2 separate regions of the Homo sapiens genome follow, and region 2 is linked to region 1. Evidence: chromatin loops called from intact Hi-C (ENCODE). Cell type or tissue: Calu3. All regions are shown on one strand.

Region 1 (8,000 bases):
AGATAACAATAAACTATTGCAGTACCAGAGCCTTCCTTGTCAAATTCACAGCAGGCAACCCACCAGAGCTTATTTCTCTGACAGGGCAATAAAGATAGACTCCATTTATTGTGTTTCAAGAGGATTAAGCGTAAACACATCTATGATACAGAATCCTTAATTTTGCACTTTTTTTGAATATTTGTACAGAAGTTGTAAATTTTTTGGAAGAGAAATTATATTTGTAGCAAAAAAAGACAGCAATAAATGGAATCAGTGCCATGCTCTTGAAATAATGTACTAAGTCTTAGAAGTTGATGATAATATATATTTTTTAAAATCCCAACTGAAGTTTTTGTGAAGTTCGTTGTCCTGGTCCTCAAATTGTTTGTGGGTACACTCTGTAAACCTACAACAGGGCCTGCCAAAAAATCGGAGGGTTCCTCCTCATCTCCATCTCACAAATCTCAATTTGATGGAAATGTTCATTTTAGTGTAATTTCAGATTCGTTGCCAGAGATTCAGGTGATAGTAATAAGTGTCATTCTGCTTCTGCTGAAAAATGAAAAGGGTCCTGAAGTGTGGACACTGATTGGGAGTGTGACATTGTATCAGAAATGACCGAATTCTATTCCCAATACCAGTTTTTCCTTCCAGACATTTCTTTAGATTGTCTTTTACTTAGTGCTTCTCTATGATCCTGAATATTATTTGATTTTTATCTTCTTGCTCTTTTTATTAAAATCTGGGCACTCTAAAAATGAAAACAAATTTCTATTTGCAATGTTCACTTTTAAAAATAAAATTAATGGTGCTACGAAGAATTCTTTTTAATATCCTTTTTTTTCTACAAAGACTGTTTATATGTAAGGATAAATTCTATTTTAAAGGTTATGTGTATTTTTTCTAGATGTGAACTATTTATAATTACTTATGTACAGGAGCTTGTAAACTAGGCCCAATAGAAATATTTTTAGGATCTATATGGCTACTTTAGCACATAATTGTTTCTTTAAAGAGTATTGTATGATCAGTGTTATTTGGTTAATTTGTGCAATTTGTTTTATTTTATCTTAAATGAAAATTATGTAAAATGTCCTTGTCTTTCAGACTTTAAAAAATCTTTTTGTTTCCTTTCTGAATAAAAGTTATATCACATTTGCACCCTCTGAAAACAGAAAATAACTTGCTCAAGGACCTTTTGGCCCAGTCAGTTACTTGAATCATGACTCACACGTGCTCTTACAATGGGTTCCCAGAAGGAATAAATAAATTGGCCCTTTTGCTCCAGAGATAGTAATTTAGCCAATTGTAAGATCAGAGTCTGCAGACAGGTGAGTAATGGTCAAAGCATTTCAGTCTCCCCGAGGGGTTAACCAAATAGAAATGAAAGAAGGGGGAGAGGGAGGGAGGGAGGGAGAGAAGGAGCCTGAGGCAGATATGGAACGATCTCTGCAGAGGAATTACAAAGAAAGTCATTTAAGCCCCTTTACAGACCAGCTCTGCTGGGAGGATGCAGAAATAAATGATCAGCGTCCCGGCGTGAGAGAGCTGCCCCCAGAAGTGGCCGGGGGAGAAAAGGGTGAAGAGGAGCTAAAGCTTAGGAGGCGATTTCCACGGAAATGGATGCTCCCTAAGGATGTGCGGAAAGGGGATGGGAATGTGCGGATTGGGGGCGGGGGCACCAACGCACTCCGGCGGGCAAGCGGTCTCCCGCACCACCTGCTGCAAGGCTCGGGAAGGAAGGCGAAGATAGCACCGGGGCATCCCCGGGAGTCCGCAAGGTGGGTCACTTGGACTTTGCGGAAAGAAGACGAATTTGAGGGGTGTGGGGAGCAGCCAGAGGCCGAGTCCGAGGCTGGGATGGCCTTTCAGGAGAGGACGTGGGAGTATGTGCTAATAATCGGTGGCTTTGGGGAAAGCAGAATGGAGCCGGCTGGCGTTTGGGAGACAAGGAATGGAGGAGAACAACCCTCTTCCTCACCCTGATTTGCTTTCTGGTAGGACCTCACGGCAGGTGTCCCCGGGACGGCGTTCTCCTAGGCTAGGCGACCAGGGCGGTGTCAATGCACCCTCCAGCGGTGCGCGCAGGCGGGAGAAGGGAGGGCGGCCCGGGCAAGTGAGACAGTTAAGGCAGTGTCCCCACCACACCCCCACCCAGATTGGCCACGCCGAGCTGGTTCTTGACAGAAGGCCTTCGCGGAGGAAGAGGGGGCACAGCTGCACAGGACACCCTACGGAGCCTGCGGGCGTGGAACTTTGCCAGGCGCACGGGAACGCGCGCCCTTCCTGTCAGCCTCCCGGGGCGCCAGGCTCCCGCGGCCCGCAGCGGGACAGCCTCAGTTGTGTGGGCTGGACCCAGTCGCTGGGGTACCGACCAGTCCTGGAAGGCGCAGAGGACGTGGAGTGGGGAGGCTGCCTTCCTATGTGCGAAGGGCCAGCCGGGCACGCAGTCCTCAGACCCTAGTCCGCACCCGGCAGGTCCCCACGGCACCTGCTGCGCCCTCCTCGCCGCTCCCCCAACCTCCCCATCTCAGAAAACTACCAGTTCTCTCCCGCCCCCCGGCGCCCCTTTCCCAGGAACGTGCGGAGGCGGGAGAAGAGGAAGACAGGAAGGGGGTGGGGATGTGAAGCGACCGTCCCAGCCTTCCCCGCCCGCCACCCCCACCCCAACTCGGCAGCCGTCACGTGATGCCTGGAGTGGGAGGTGGGGAGAAAAGGCGAGACTTTTGTGGGTGCTCCCGATCGCCAGTAGTTCCTTCAGTCTCAGCCGCCAACTCCGGAGGCGCGGTGCTCGGCCCGGGAGCGCGAGCGGGAGGAGCAGAGACCCGCAGCCGGGAGCCCGAGCGCGGGCGATGCAGGCTCCGCGAGCGGCACCTGCGGCTCCTCTAAGCTACGACCGTCGTCTCCGCGGCAGCAGCGCGGGCCCCAGCAGCCTCGGCAGCCACAGCCGCTGCAGCCGGGGCAGCCTCCGCTGCTGTCGCCTCCTCTGATGCGCTTGCCCTCTCCCGGCCCCGGGACTCCGGGAGAATGTGGGTCCTAGGCATCGCGGCAACTTTTTGCGGATTGTTCTTGCTTCCAGGTGAGAATACCCAGAGGCCAGCAGCCGAGGCCAGGTGCGCACAATCCATCTACCCGCCAGCCCTTTTGCCCCCAAGGCGCCCACCTCGGGGCCAGCCCTGCGCTGGGGCTGCCCAGCGGGAGTTGGCGGCCGCGACTGGTGCCCCGGGGCGCGAGGCTGGGAAAGTGTCCAAGTCCCGCGCTGCAGGAGGAGAGCGGGGAGCGGCGGGTTTGCGGGACTCCGGGCTGCAGCTTGTCCGGCTGCACCGTCGGGAGAAGCTGGGCTTGAGAGGAGGGAGGGTCCGAGCGGTGCTGGGTTCTGGGCGAGGGAGAGGGGGCGACATCTCCCGAACCCTGCCAAGTTGTCTGGCGCCTCCGGCACCCCGTGGGAGTGGCGCCGCCGACAGGTGAGCGATGCGCGAGGCAGCCTGCGGCCACGCTGAAGCTGGGTTGCTGCGCTCAGAGTGCGATAGATGTGGGGCTGCGGGAGCGTGGGTAGTTGGGTCTAGACAGGAGCGCGTACACCGAGAACAGCCAGGCCGAAGCGTCCAGAGGCGCAAAGGTCTCGCGTCCTCTCTCCAGTTCGCCTACTGGCTCCCGACTAAGCTCTGCAGAGCTGGAACCCCGACCACTGACCCTAGTCGAACGGTTGTCCTGAAAGCCGGGGCCTGGAAGAAAGGGCTGCGGGGTCGGGGATCCAGGGTGCGCGCGCTCACAAACGCCCTTTCCCACCCTCTGTGGCCATTCGGGTCGCCGCGGGGACGGCCCCGGAGAAGGGCCGCCGACCCGGGCTCGGGGACTTGCGGCGCAGCAGCGCTTGGCGTCTGGCACCTCCACCCAAGTTGTTCCCAGGTGGTCGCTCAGGGATCCTCAGAGCCCTGGCACAGAAACGCTGACTTTAAAAATTAAATAAATAAAAACTAAAAAGACGTCTGCGAATGTAATCACGAATGGTGCCAAAATAGTAATTAAGTAATTTGTAACCAATTAGCAATTAGGCAAATCCTTTGGCTTAGGCTGGAGCTAACGCACATCTCCAGAGCTACTTCACTCTTGCGGTGGTACCGTCCCCACCCTCCCTTCAACTTCTTGGGAAAAGGCCTGGGGTGGTAATGGATGGGCGCTTTGTGTCTAGAGCCGGGGTCCAGGGGTGGCGGGCACTATTCCACTTTCTTCCGTAGGACCCTAGGTACCCGCGCCGCCCCCTGCCGGTGTCAGCCACATCCAGCCCTACCCGGAGACCCAGGAGTGGTCTAAGCCTGCCAGAGGCTGGGAGCCGCCTGGCTCTGAGGCGTGGGATGGTCGTGATTTCCGGGGTGGGCTCTGTGGGGGCCGGATCTGAACCCGACTGCGTCTGTCTCGCAGGCTTTGCGCTGCAAATCCAGTGCTACCAGTGTGAAGAATTCCAGCTGAACAACGACTGCTCCTCCCCCGAGTTCATTGTGAATTGCACGGTGAACGTTCAAGACATGTGTCAGAAAGAAGTGATGGAGCAAAGTGCCGGTAAGAGCCTGGCAGCCCTCCCCCTCGCTCTTAAGCCTGGGCTGTGGGGTGGGAGTGAGGGGGCCATTAAATAGCAGGAAAAAGGACTGACTTTGATTTAATGCCCACACACTGGTTATCGCAGATTTAGTTTTACAGTGCTGGGAAAATGAAGAGTTCCAAGTTACTTTAATCTCATTAGAGTTAATTACCAAGGCTTCTCCCCAAGGGTCTTGGGAGGGGAAGTGCATGTAAATTAGTGGCTCTCCTCTTTTTATTTACTCCCTTCACCTCCCTATGCTAAAAGCTGATGGAGGTAGAAAATATATGGCTAACCAGCCCTGGCTTGGGCAACTAGACAGTAGCCTGTGAGCATTGTCAGCCTGAAATATGGAGCTAGTTGAAGCTCCCAGAGGTCAGAGCTTGAAAAATGTGTTTTGTCATAGAGGCACACCATATTTCCTTGAAGAACACTACAGGATCTTTGTTTAATTTTAGAACTAATGCATCAACTTCCAGGCACAAATTGCCAAGATCTTTCAAAGGAATGCCGTTCTCAGCCCTACCAGCTTAGCTGCTGGCTAGCTGAGAAGAAGTCCTGAGCATCCTGTGGGGGAAGGGGAGGTCTTGTGGGATAGCCCTCACTCCCTCTAGTTGACCAAGAATCTTCTCACTGAGGTAGAACTTTCCAACCCTCTCCTCACCCCCTACCCCAGCTGTCTTATCAGAAGTCAAAGTTCCCCAAAGTATATCTGGAACTTTGGGAGAATAGGTAGAGCTGTTACTTCAGTTTCAAGGTCAAAACCATAAACACAGACCTTGCCATTTTAAGGATATTAAAAGGATGGGAAATAGCATAACTTGATGGCTGATAGTGAATGAACCAAAGCCCCCACTTCCTTTAGTTCTGTGAACTGCCTGCAGAGCCCGGTGAAGTGATTAGAACTGTTATATGATTCCCTTTACCCGCTGGCAAATCAATGCAAGGACTCTAGTTTCAAAGCCAACACCTTGGGAAAGTCGTTTCTTCTCAGAGAAGGGCCTGGAAATGTCATATTGCTATCCTCATGGTTATTTGGAAAGCAGATGTTAGCTTGACACTGTGTTGTGTTGTGGTGTGTGTGCAGTTGTAAGGGCTGGTTTGTATAGGTCATTATTTGTTGCACCAAAATCACTCTTCTGGGAAGCCTCAGACATACTGGCTCTCAAGGGTAACTTGTCTCGAGAAATGCGGTAAACATTATTTTGGCACGTGGGATTTGGGCTATTAATGATGCAAAACAAAACAAACTTGGCGATAATTCTTAAGATTGATAGGGATAATTTGAACAAATGGGATTTTTTTCTACTTGTGTTTCTTTCCTACGTTTTACCTGAGCAAAGAATTTACTGCCTTTCTACCAGAGGGACTGCTGTGATTTTAGTCAGAATTACTGTTAACACTTTATTGTTACTTTCAAATATTTGCAGCTTTCTTGAGACAGTAGTTTAGAGCCAGACAAAATGAGAATGTGCCGTGGACACGTTAAGAACTTCTTCAGAGTCCACAAGGCCACTGCTTACCTGGGTGTCATATTTTATCACCTGGGATATGGTTGAGAAGGGGATGTAAGCTAAATTTGAGTCAGAAGAGGTCCTTTTTCTGAGACACATTTCTTCTTCTCTAAAAGTGTATCTAAGATGAATACCACACACTCCATTTTCAAAGTGCTGTTTTTCATCTTGCTTCATTCTGTCCTCAAAACCACTCTGTAAAAGAAGCAGAGCAGGCATTTTAACTTCCATTTTATCCACAGAAACTTCAGCACAGACTTCAAGTGTCTGGCCTAAGGTTGCTCGCTTTCTATAAGCTCAGACAAGGTAGGTACCTTGTCTCCAAACCAGGCCCCTCTGGCCACAGGTCACAGCCCAACAGGTAGAGACAGAATCAAGTAATAAGGCAGTTTCAATTGTGAAGTTTGACAAACAGAAGCAGTCGATGAACTCAAAGGAAAAAGTTTTGAAGGGAAGGATGCTAGGTCGGGGTGTGTGCACATGGAAGCAAGGCATTCTAAGCCTAAACTCCACAGAAACAAGCCAAACGGATCTGTTTCTGCATCAAAAGAGCAATGTCCAGGGGGGCCTTATACCTCCAAAGCACTTCCATTTTTATGTCCATGTACTTATTAGGGACCAATTTAATTTTTTGCCAATAAGGATAGAGAGCAAACCTAAAACTTTAAGTGAACACAGTTGTAGTATAATCATCATATTAACAAGAGCTAACTGTTGTTGAGCGCCCAAGGCATCTGACTCTTTTCTGTGGGTTGCACATATAGAATCTCGTGAAATCTGGTGGTCCTCTTTCAGGATCTTGTTTCCTCATGCCACAGCCAGTCAGCATGTAATTCTATTACATGGTCAACATCTCCTCTCCAGAGAAAGTAATGCCTGTTAAATGATGCTATTAAGAATTGAAGTCAGAATTTCTTTCAAGTTTGATCAATAACATATGTTGTCCTGAGAATCTCAGCATACTAGAGCTGAAAGAGCCCAGTGACTCCTAGTTAAAGATGCATGTTGGAATCTTGCTGGGAGTTTTGTTCAACTCCACATGCCTGGGTCTCTGCTTAAAGAAGCCCATTTCATAGTCTGTGGTATATCTGGCCATGGGTCTTTTATAAACTTCCCAATGATTCTGGGGTGACCCGAGTTGAGAACTGATCTGGACAAAACTTTTTGTGTTACAGAGGAAGAAAGCAAGGTCCAGGAAAATTAGATGCTTGGTCCAAGTTCACCAGCCAACTGTTACTAAGAGGCGCTTGAAGCCTGCTTCTCAGGCCAACACCTTTGCTGTAATACCACACAGCCAGCATGTCGTAAAATATCCTGCCAGGTCTGCCTGAAAAGATAGTCCAGGCAAAGTTCAAAGAGTTTAGGCCATTTTTCATATCCACCAAGTTCACCTAACAGTCCAGGTAGACAGGCCATGAAGTGGATGTCAAAAGAATCTGGGAAGCAACCAGTGAGATTTTTAAGTTTGAGTGCTATGTGGACTTGCATTTTTTCATAGATGTGGAAAAACCAGGGCTTTAAATCGACTAAGAAAATTTAATGAACTAAGCCAGTCTGACATTAAGCAGTAATGAAAGGTGTTCTCTTTCCAAAAAATACCAGCCATGCAATATGCATAGGCCTTCAGTTTTCTGGACTAAGTCTGTAAACTCAGCTCTTAAAAATTTTGAGGCAGGTACATTTAATTTTCCATTGGGAAGTATGTTTGAAATTAACCTTTACCTATTCCCCAGAGTGACATTGCTATTATGTGCTGAGATTATTATCCACCACTCTTGTTCCCTTTGGTCATTTCTGGAATAATAAGGTACTGGCTGTGGGGAAGGGAAGGTTCATTTCAACTTCTTTCATTGTCCTTACTAATTGATATTTAAATATTTGCATAATGAATGACTTGTTCTCACTAGCTCTGCACTTAATGAGTT
Region 2 (8,000 bases), 320 kb before region 1:
CAGCTCAGTGGCAGCAGATTCAGACAACCCAGAAACACACCAGTGCAGAAAGATCGCCACATGTTTCAAGAAGATACAATTTCAAGTTTTATGGGAAATCTCTTAGTCTGTAAGTGATGGCTTTTTTTTTTTTTTTTTTTTTTTGAGGCAAAGTCTTGCTCTGTAGCCACACTGTAGTGCAGTGGCACCATCTTGGCTCACTGCAACCTCCGCCTCCTGGGTTCAAACAATTCCCCTGCCTCAGCCTCCCAAGTAGCTGGGCCTACAGTCGTGTGCCACCACGCTTGGTTAATTTTTTATATTTAAGTAGAGACAGGTTTTACCGTGTTGGCCATGATGGTCTCGATCTCCTGACCTCGTGATCTGCCCACCTCAGCCTCCCAAAGTGCTGGGATTACGTATGTAGAATGATTGAAACATGTGCTAAACCAAGTGAAACCCTTAGAACAGAACAATAACTTCAAGGGTTTCCTCTTGCTCTTAGAATGCTGGGATTTTGGCACTACTCTTCCCAATGCTATAAGGCCTGGACTACATGAGGTATAGCATAGACCACTTATCTGACCTAATTAATACTATCTAACACTTACTGAGCACCTGCAGTGTACCAGTCACTATGCTGCTGATCATTCTACAGGTATGAACTCACTGAATTTTCATAAAACGCTTTGAAAGAGTTACTGTAATTTCACCTATTTTACAGAAGAGGAAACTGAGGCACAGAGAAATTAAATAGTTGGCCCAAAGTTACACATTACCAATGTTAGGTCACTCGACATCCTTTGCACCCTTTTAATTAGCTGGGTAGACTGCCATAAAAATGGAGTGCTTGGTGAGTCATTGCCCCAGTGGAGAGCATAGAGAGGTTAAGTATAGTGATCAGCAAAATTTCAGTGATGTCCAAGTTTTTGGTTCTCTCTACCTCTTTATCCCACCTTCTTAAAGAGCCCTGAGCTGTTGTGTTTTCTGGGCCCAGCTCTATTCTTTCCAAAGATGTTCTTTTTTTTCAGTCATTGATCCCTTAGTCTGCATCTAGAGCAATGTAGTATGTTTCCAAGTTATTTCCATTTAAAGTGATCTAACTGAACATCATAATTACTTTTTCCTTAAATAATTCTTTAAACATACTCTTAGATGTAATTAAGCATGGGGAAAGAGACCCTTTTCCAGTTATCCCTAAGTTTATCAATCATGAAATATATATCCAGTTCCTTTTATGGTATGTGGAAAGCACATGACATGGCCTGAGACCTTCCTGACTGAAGCCCAAGACTTGCCTGGCAGAGATATTATTCCACAGACTATAATTCTTAACAGAGGTGGCAGGAAATTTTTGACTTTGAACTTTACCTTTGTTGTGCCAGACCCCTATTAACTTCAGTAGGGACAGCACCATGTTCGAGAAGACAAAGAAGACACCCAGAGCCAGTGGAGGACACACAGGATTTATTGAGGGAACTTACATACAGGGTGGTCTAGTGGCTGCAGGCTGGACAGGAGAACCACAACTGCTGGCAAAAAGCATGCAGTTTATATAGCATTTTCACTTAGCACCCTCCGCCTAGCAACCTCCACCTGGCAACTTTCATCTAACCCAAAACAGAGGGCCTCGATCACCTGTCCAGCCTGTGTTCCATAGGATGGGTCCTGGGTTCTGATGTTCCTCATTGATAAGGAATGAATCCCTGGATTGTCCACTCCTGGATTCATAAGTTTGGAACTCCAAACACACATTCCTCTTACACCCTAGGGTCATTCTCAGGGTATGCTTAAGTTATTGCTGTCAGGTTTGTCTGCCATACAACTTCCTTCTTTCCTTGTAATGATTTAAGTATACTTTAAGCAAACTCCAAAATTTAAATACACTGGAGAGAAAAGTTAGGGTTGAAAAATTATATTGTTAAACTATCAATTATAAAAGATATCTTTTTTAAAAGAAATCTCCTTTAAATAGCAATATCTTTAGTATAAAATGTATATTTGCCAAATTTCTAACATAATAGATTTTATTTTCATGAACATATGTACACACAAGGCAAAATTGAAGTGTTTGTGGTTTTCAAGAACTGGAAAGTTCCTGACTAGTTCATCTCAGCCCTGACTGAGTATCAGAATCACCTGAGGGACTTGCAACAGAATCTGCTGTATGGGCATCTCCTTAAATCTACTGAGTTCAAGTGATGCGGGCTGGTACTCTGCTTGGTTTTGTTGTTTCCAGGTTTGACAGATCATTTTGATTCCTCTTGTCCGTAGATCTGTGCTAGGAACCAGTGAGGTACATCAACACCTATTCATTTCACCATAACCTTTTCCCTCATTTTGAAAAGGTTAAAATAGAGTTGAAGTGAAGTTCACAGCCCAAAGTCTCACTCCAGCACATGCTATATTCATCTATACTGATTTTTATACACACAACACCTGTTTCAGTAAGTACCCTGGAAGTTAATCAGCGAAGATAAGTGAACTCTTAAGAGAGCTCAATTGTAATTTACAGTTCTTTAGAAAGTGCTTCCTTTCTCTTTCCTTATTTTTTTTTTAAGCCTTAACAAAATGTGGTAAACAACTGTAAATATGTAGATCGGCAGTGAGTACATTGAGTGACTGAGTGCACACAGGCTGGGAAAAGAAATCTAAAATTCTGTTTGTTGATAGAGTGGCTAAGTCTTTGCACAGTTATTTATAACATTTTAATACACAATAAGGTTATAAAGTATTTTTATTGAGAGCTTTTATTTATGTCTGTGGCCTATAATCTTGAGAAGTCTCAAGGGTTTTTGATTCTGCTTTAAGCAATTGTTCTTTTCTATGAATTGTTATGAACTTCGAATAGCTGCTGAAGTGGGTGATGGTGGTAATGGGAGTATTTTTATTGTGTGTTAAGATTTAAAGGGCTGAAACTCTTCCTTGAGGAAGCAGATTTCTTTCTTCCTCTTTTGTTTTAAGTGGCATCCACTGTTCATATAACAAGTTCAGATACAGAAGGCGGAATTTCTCATAACCAAAGTGTGTGCTTAGATTCAGGTCAGTCAAAAATAATGTCTTTCAAACAAGATGAATCTTCCTTTTCTCTTTGAAATTATTCTATAAGGTGAATTTTTTTATTCTACATCCTACAGAAATATTTCCCAGATATCCAGAAGTTTTCAAAACAGTTTCATTTGAGAGCACCTGCTGGCTGGCACACTAACTAAAAAGTATTTGTCTCGTACATCCAAAGTCATGTTAAATACTTTGAAAGGAATAGAAGAGTTTTAAATAACATCACTAAGAGTTGAAATAGATATGTACATTCTTCTCCGGAATTTAAAATCCCTGGTTTAATGGGTTCTGACTCTACTTTCTTGTTCTCAATTTCTACCTAAATTCTGTGCTCAGACACGAATGCTTTTCCTATTAGACGTTTTGACCCTGAACCGAGTTCTTAACCAAGTAAAAGCAGAATATGGTCTCTCTGTTAAAACAAATATAACCTGTGAATAAAATGGTGCCCTGGAAAAGCACCTTCTCTTACTACAGGTGAGCTGGTTATTGCCAATGTATGTACCCGCTGTTTCCCCAGCTCATCTCAGCAGAGAGCCAGCCTTTATTTTGAATACCCAATATTGTTTCAGGTCAGGAGGTTCTGTGGCTACCATCCAAAAGATGTTGCCCTTTAGTAAGTGTGCAGCTTGAGCAAATACTTGGGGCATTCTAGATCATTAACCAGGTATATCAGTTATTTCCTGGTCTAAGAAACAAATGAATTTGAACAGAGCAAAATCACGATGATATCAGTCCTTGAACTTTGACCTTACTTTTATTCACTTGTGGCTAAAAAACTGTCTTTTGTTTTTTTAGAACTTGGCTTATTAATGCTTTGTGAAATGGAGAGAAAATAGGCTGTGACAGGAAATATAGTTTTGGAATGAGGAAATAGTTAAGAAAGAAGTGGAACAGGCCTGCTGGAAAAAAACATACACTTTCATTACTGAGATCTCTGCTATATGGTAACCTTTTAGCTATATTGTCCTTATTGATTTTGTCTGCACGGCGAGCACAGCATGGCGATGAAGAGAAATTGCCAGGTGTGGGGTGAAAGGAAAATGGTCTGGCCAGGGGTCTGCTGTTGGCATTTAAGCCATTGCAAGATTCAGGTGTTAATTGGCCTGACAGGCATATCTGAGGAGGCAGAACCACAACCTTTGTGGCTTAGAAGCTTGTTCCTGGGCCCTCTGGAGCAGTTTCTGGGTCTAGAAAGGTGGCCATCTTCCCCTTTACAGCTTTCGGTTGTAAGACAAGGGATTGGGCTGTGATGGATTGGGGTTCACAACCCACCTGGGCCTCAACCCAGAACAGTTCCATAGAGTCTCCGGCAGCTGAGACTGGGCCTTAGTATGGTTAAACATTTTCCCCAGGTGATGCAAATACCATTGCTATGATTGTGAGTATCAGTCAACTCCATGATCTTGAAGATCTTTTCTGGACAGCTCAACTCTATGAGGAAGGGCACAGGGAGAAGATTCTTTTGTTAGAGAGAGAGAGAGTCTCACTATGTTGCTCTGGCTGGTCTCGAACTCTTGGGCTGAAGCAGTCCTGCTGCCTCAGCCTCCAACGTCACTGGGATTCCAGGTGTGAGCCACCATGCTTAGTTTTCCATAGAATATTCTTAAGGAAGTTTGACTTACAGGTCATGGGAGAATGTGGATGCTCAATGGAAGTTCAAAGGGTGTTTCTTCTTCCACTAATAATTATTTGCTGTGGCCTGGGAGGGGAAGGGCTATCTAATCCTAAATCACTTTAGGCATGTGCCAGCTGTGAAACTATCCAGAGGTGCCCCCTGCACAGGACTTTGTCAGCTCCTAGGCCCTGAAAGGGTGGAGATAGTAGAGAAGTCTATTGAAGTTGCCCCCCTCCTCCCGACTCCCATGTCAGTCTGTCAGCCATCCATTCAAACACAGAGGCAAACAATACTCAGTATTTCTTCTTTTCTCCATGCAATAGCTAGATTAACATAGGGAAGAAATAATCTGATGAAAGGGAAATTGTAGACCATTTTTTAAATGAGTATCTCAATAGATGCAGGAAAAGCTTTCAATAATATCCCTCATGATTAAAACAAAAACCCTGAATAAACTAGGCATTGAAGGAACATACCTCAACATAATAAGAGCCATCTATGACAGACCCATAGCCAACATCTCACTGAAAGGGCAAAAACTGGAAGCATCCCTCTGAGAACTGGAACAAGAAACAGATGCCCTCTCTCACTACTTCTATTCAACATAGTTCTGGAAGTCCTTGCCAGAGCAATTAGGCAAGATAAAGAAATAAAAGGTATCCAAACAGGAAAAGAAGTCATCAAACTATCTCTCTTCACTGATTATATGCTTCTGTACCTAGGAAACACTAAGCACTCTGCCAAAAGACTCCTGGAACTCATAAATGACTTCAGTAAAATTTCAGGATATGAAATCAATGTACAAAAATCAGTAGCATTTCTATACATCAGTAACAGTCAAGCTGAGAGGCAAATCAAGAATGCAATTCCATTTACAATGGCCATAAAATACCTAGGAATACACCTAACCAAGGAGGTAGAAGATCTCCACAAAGAAAACTACAAAACACTGCCGAAAGAAATCAGAGATGACACAAACAATTGGAAAGACATCTCATGAAAAGACATGGAGTCAACCTAGGTCCCTATCAGTGGTGGTCTGGATAAAGAAAATGTTGTATATATACACCACAGAATACTACCCAGCCATAAAAAAGAAAGAAATCATGTTCCTTGCAGCAACATGGATGCAGTTGGAAGCCATTATCCTACATTATCCTGTAACACAGGAGCAGAAAACAAAATACCACATGTTGTCACTTATAAGAAGGAGCTAAACAATGGCTAATTGTGGACATAGATGTGGCAACAAAAGATACTGGGGACTCCCATAGGGGAAAGGGAGGGAGGGGGCAAGGGTTGAAAAGCTATAGTGTACTATGCTTGCTACCTAGGTGATGGGATCAGTCATACCCCTAACCTGAGCATCACGCAATATATCTAGGTAATAAATCTGCACATGTATCCCCTGGATCTAAAATAAAAGCTGAAATTATATTTTTTTAAAAGACTGCTATGAAGTCCCAGCAGTCCCTCACATCTTAAAGACCACATGTATAAGAGGTGCTGGTTGGGGAATTTGTGAAGAGGAATTTAAATGAGAAAAAGTTTCAGGGAGAGGCAGACCTGGAAATGAATCCTAGCTTTCTCCCTCAGTTGGTTTTGTCATTTGGGGCAACCTAATTAGCTGGAATTGCACTTTCCTCTTCTATGTAGTGGGTATAGTGAGGCTAAAGGGAAAGATTTCTGTTTTCCCAGTGGTTCCTTAGACATAATTTCATTTAACAATCAGAGATAATGTATGATAGCGTGCATAGCACATTTTAAGTATTCAATAAACAGTAGATATTATCATTATTATACAGCTAATCCCCCATCTACTTAACTGTTCTTCCCCTTCACATAGCCAAATTCTTCCTGCCTCACCTTACTGTACTTCTATGGCCAGTGCCACGGATGCCTTTCGTAAGCCTAAAGCTTTAGCATTGGAGAAAATCATGAAGCTGTGAGAAATGTAGACACCTCAGGAGTGCCAAACCCAGGGTCAGATTCCTAGGCAGGAGACGCTGTTTTGGTGCTGTCTTCTTCCACTGCACAATCTGTTGTTTCCATACTCCAGCTACCAGTATTTTTCACTTAGATATGTTTTTCTGAAATCTCCTCCATAAAGCATCATTCCAAAGCAAAAGAAATTAAGATGACAGATACTTCAGAGAGCATCATTCACATATTAGTTTGAACCAGTTAATCTGAGGGTTTGCTGTATCAACCCATCTCAGAAAACGGGAATTTAGGACATAGTATTCGAAGGGGAAGGAGACAGGAAAATAATTTCCCTAAAGTGATTTAGGAGCTTGTAATCCTCTACAGTGATTGAATAAGTCTGGGTGAAACCTTAGACTTATTCAATAGACTAATTCCTAATGGTTCCCTGGGTGAACCGGGGGAAAGAGCTGTTAGGAATTAGCATAGGGATACAGAAGTGAGGAAAAAAGCAAGTAAATGCAAATTACAAATTATAACCCTCATTTTAGGGCTTGTCACATGCCACATGCATGCAAAAGGAGAGAGAAACTGTGGATCCTCTCTGTCCTCCTTCCCTCATGTTCTCAGGATCCAGACCTGAGGCTGGTATGTCTTAAGTCAATGTTGAGGGCCTGGCCTGCTGTCTCAGGGCTATTTGCTGCATGCCTTCTGTGGGATGCACCAAGTGTCAAACCAGGTTCAAAGGGGCTTTGGGAACAAGCCTGTTGAATTGGGGTTTATGATGGCTTATATTTTCACTTCATTTGTTTAAACGAAGAGCCAAGAATCTCATTCATGATGATTCCATTGTTTTGTAACAAACAGCTCTCAAGTTCCCACTAACAACCTTCTTATTACAAAATGTACAGGTGCTTTTTTCTGTGTTTTATTTGGTAGGTTTCCCACCTCAGCCCCTAATAAATTTTGTTCCACATTAAATTAATAAATTAGCACAGGAAACTCATTTCTCCCCATTAAGGCCAAGCCTATCCCTTGTTCTGTATTAATAAGCTTCTGCTATAAGTGGTCACCTGAATACAATTCCTTTCCTGCTACAACCTTTTTTATTGTACTTATAAAAATAATTTATAAACATACCCTTAAGATATAAAATAGGCTATATTTCTCTTGGGTCACTGTATTTAATTATTCTAACCCTACTGTTATTGTATTTTTCTTTTCTGTGCATTTTTATTACCTTTTTTTTTCTTCTGAGCTTTTGAACATCACCACTGGGGGACTGGTAGTGAAAATTGACACAGTAATAATAAAGTGTTTTACAGTTTACAGGGTACTCTTGCAGCATCATCTCATTTGAACCTCACATTAACCTTTTGAAATAGAAAGGGCAGAAAGTGCAAGTTCATCTCTCTGGTGA

Evidence for each region. A loop is a pair of places that touch in the nucleus more often than their neighbours do. Peaks named below come from ENCODE experiments on the same cell type or tissue, not always from the same donor. Only the 100,000 strongest peaks of a DNase experiment are listed, where the experiment ranks them.
Region 2: it touches region 1 in a loop (2.4-fold over the local background); 3 of 110 quality-filtered maps call a loop at or near these places.

Annotation. Positions count from the first base shown.
Region 1 is chr2:132,664,942-132,672,941 of GRCh38, reverse strand. LYPD1 (LY6/PLAUR domain containing 1) reads left to right here and starts at 2,737. Exons shown (of 3, transcript NM_144586.7): 1 at 2,737-3,061; 2 at 4,405-4,542. The coding sequence starts at 3,010. NCKAP5 (NCK associated protein 5) reads left to right here. Exons shown (of 20, transcript NM_207363.3): 20 at 1-1,154. RefSeq lists an enhancer at 2,911-3,874. In Calu3, CTCF peaks have their summits at 3,250, 3,450 and 4,263 (motif pointing left); DNase peaks (open chromatin) are centred at 2,101, 2,761, 3,451, 4,251 and 2 weaker places.
Region 2 is chr2:132,980,605-132,988,604 of GRCh38, reverse strand. The region is part of intron 7 of NCKAP5 (NCK associated protein 5); the gene reads left to right. Among named protein-coding and RNA genes, the nearest start is that of NCKAP5-AS1, 69 kb to the right of the region's middle. In Calu3, no CTCF peak of the experiment used is centred here; no DNase peak of the experiment used is centred here.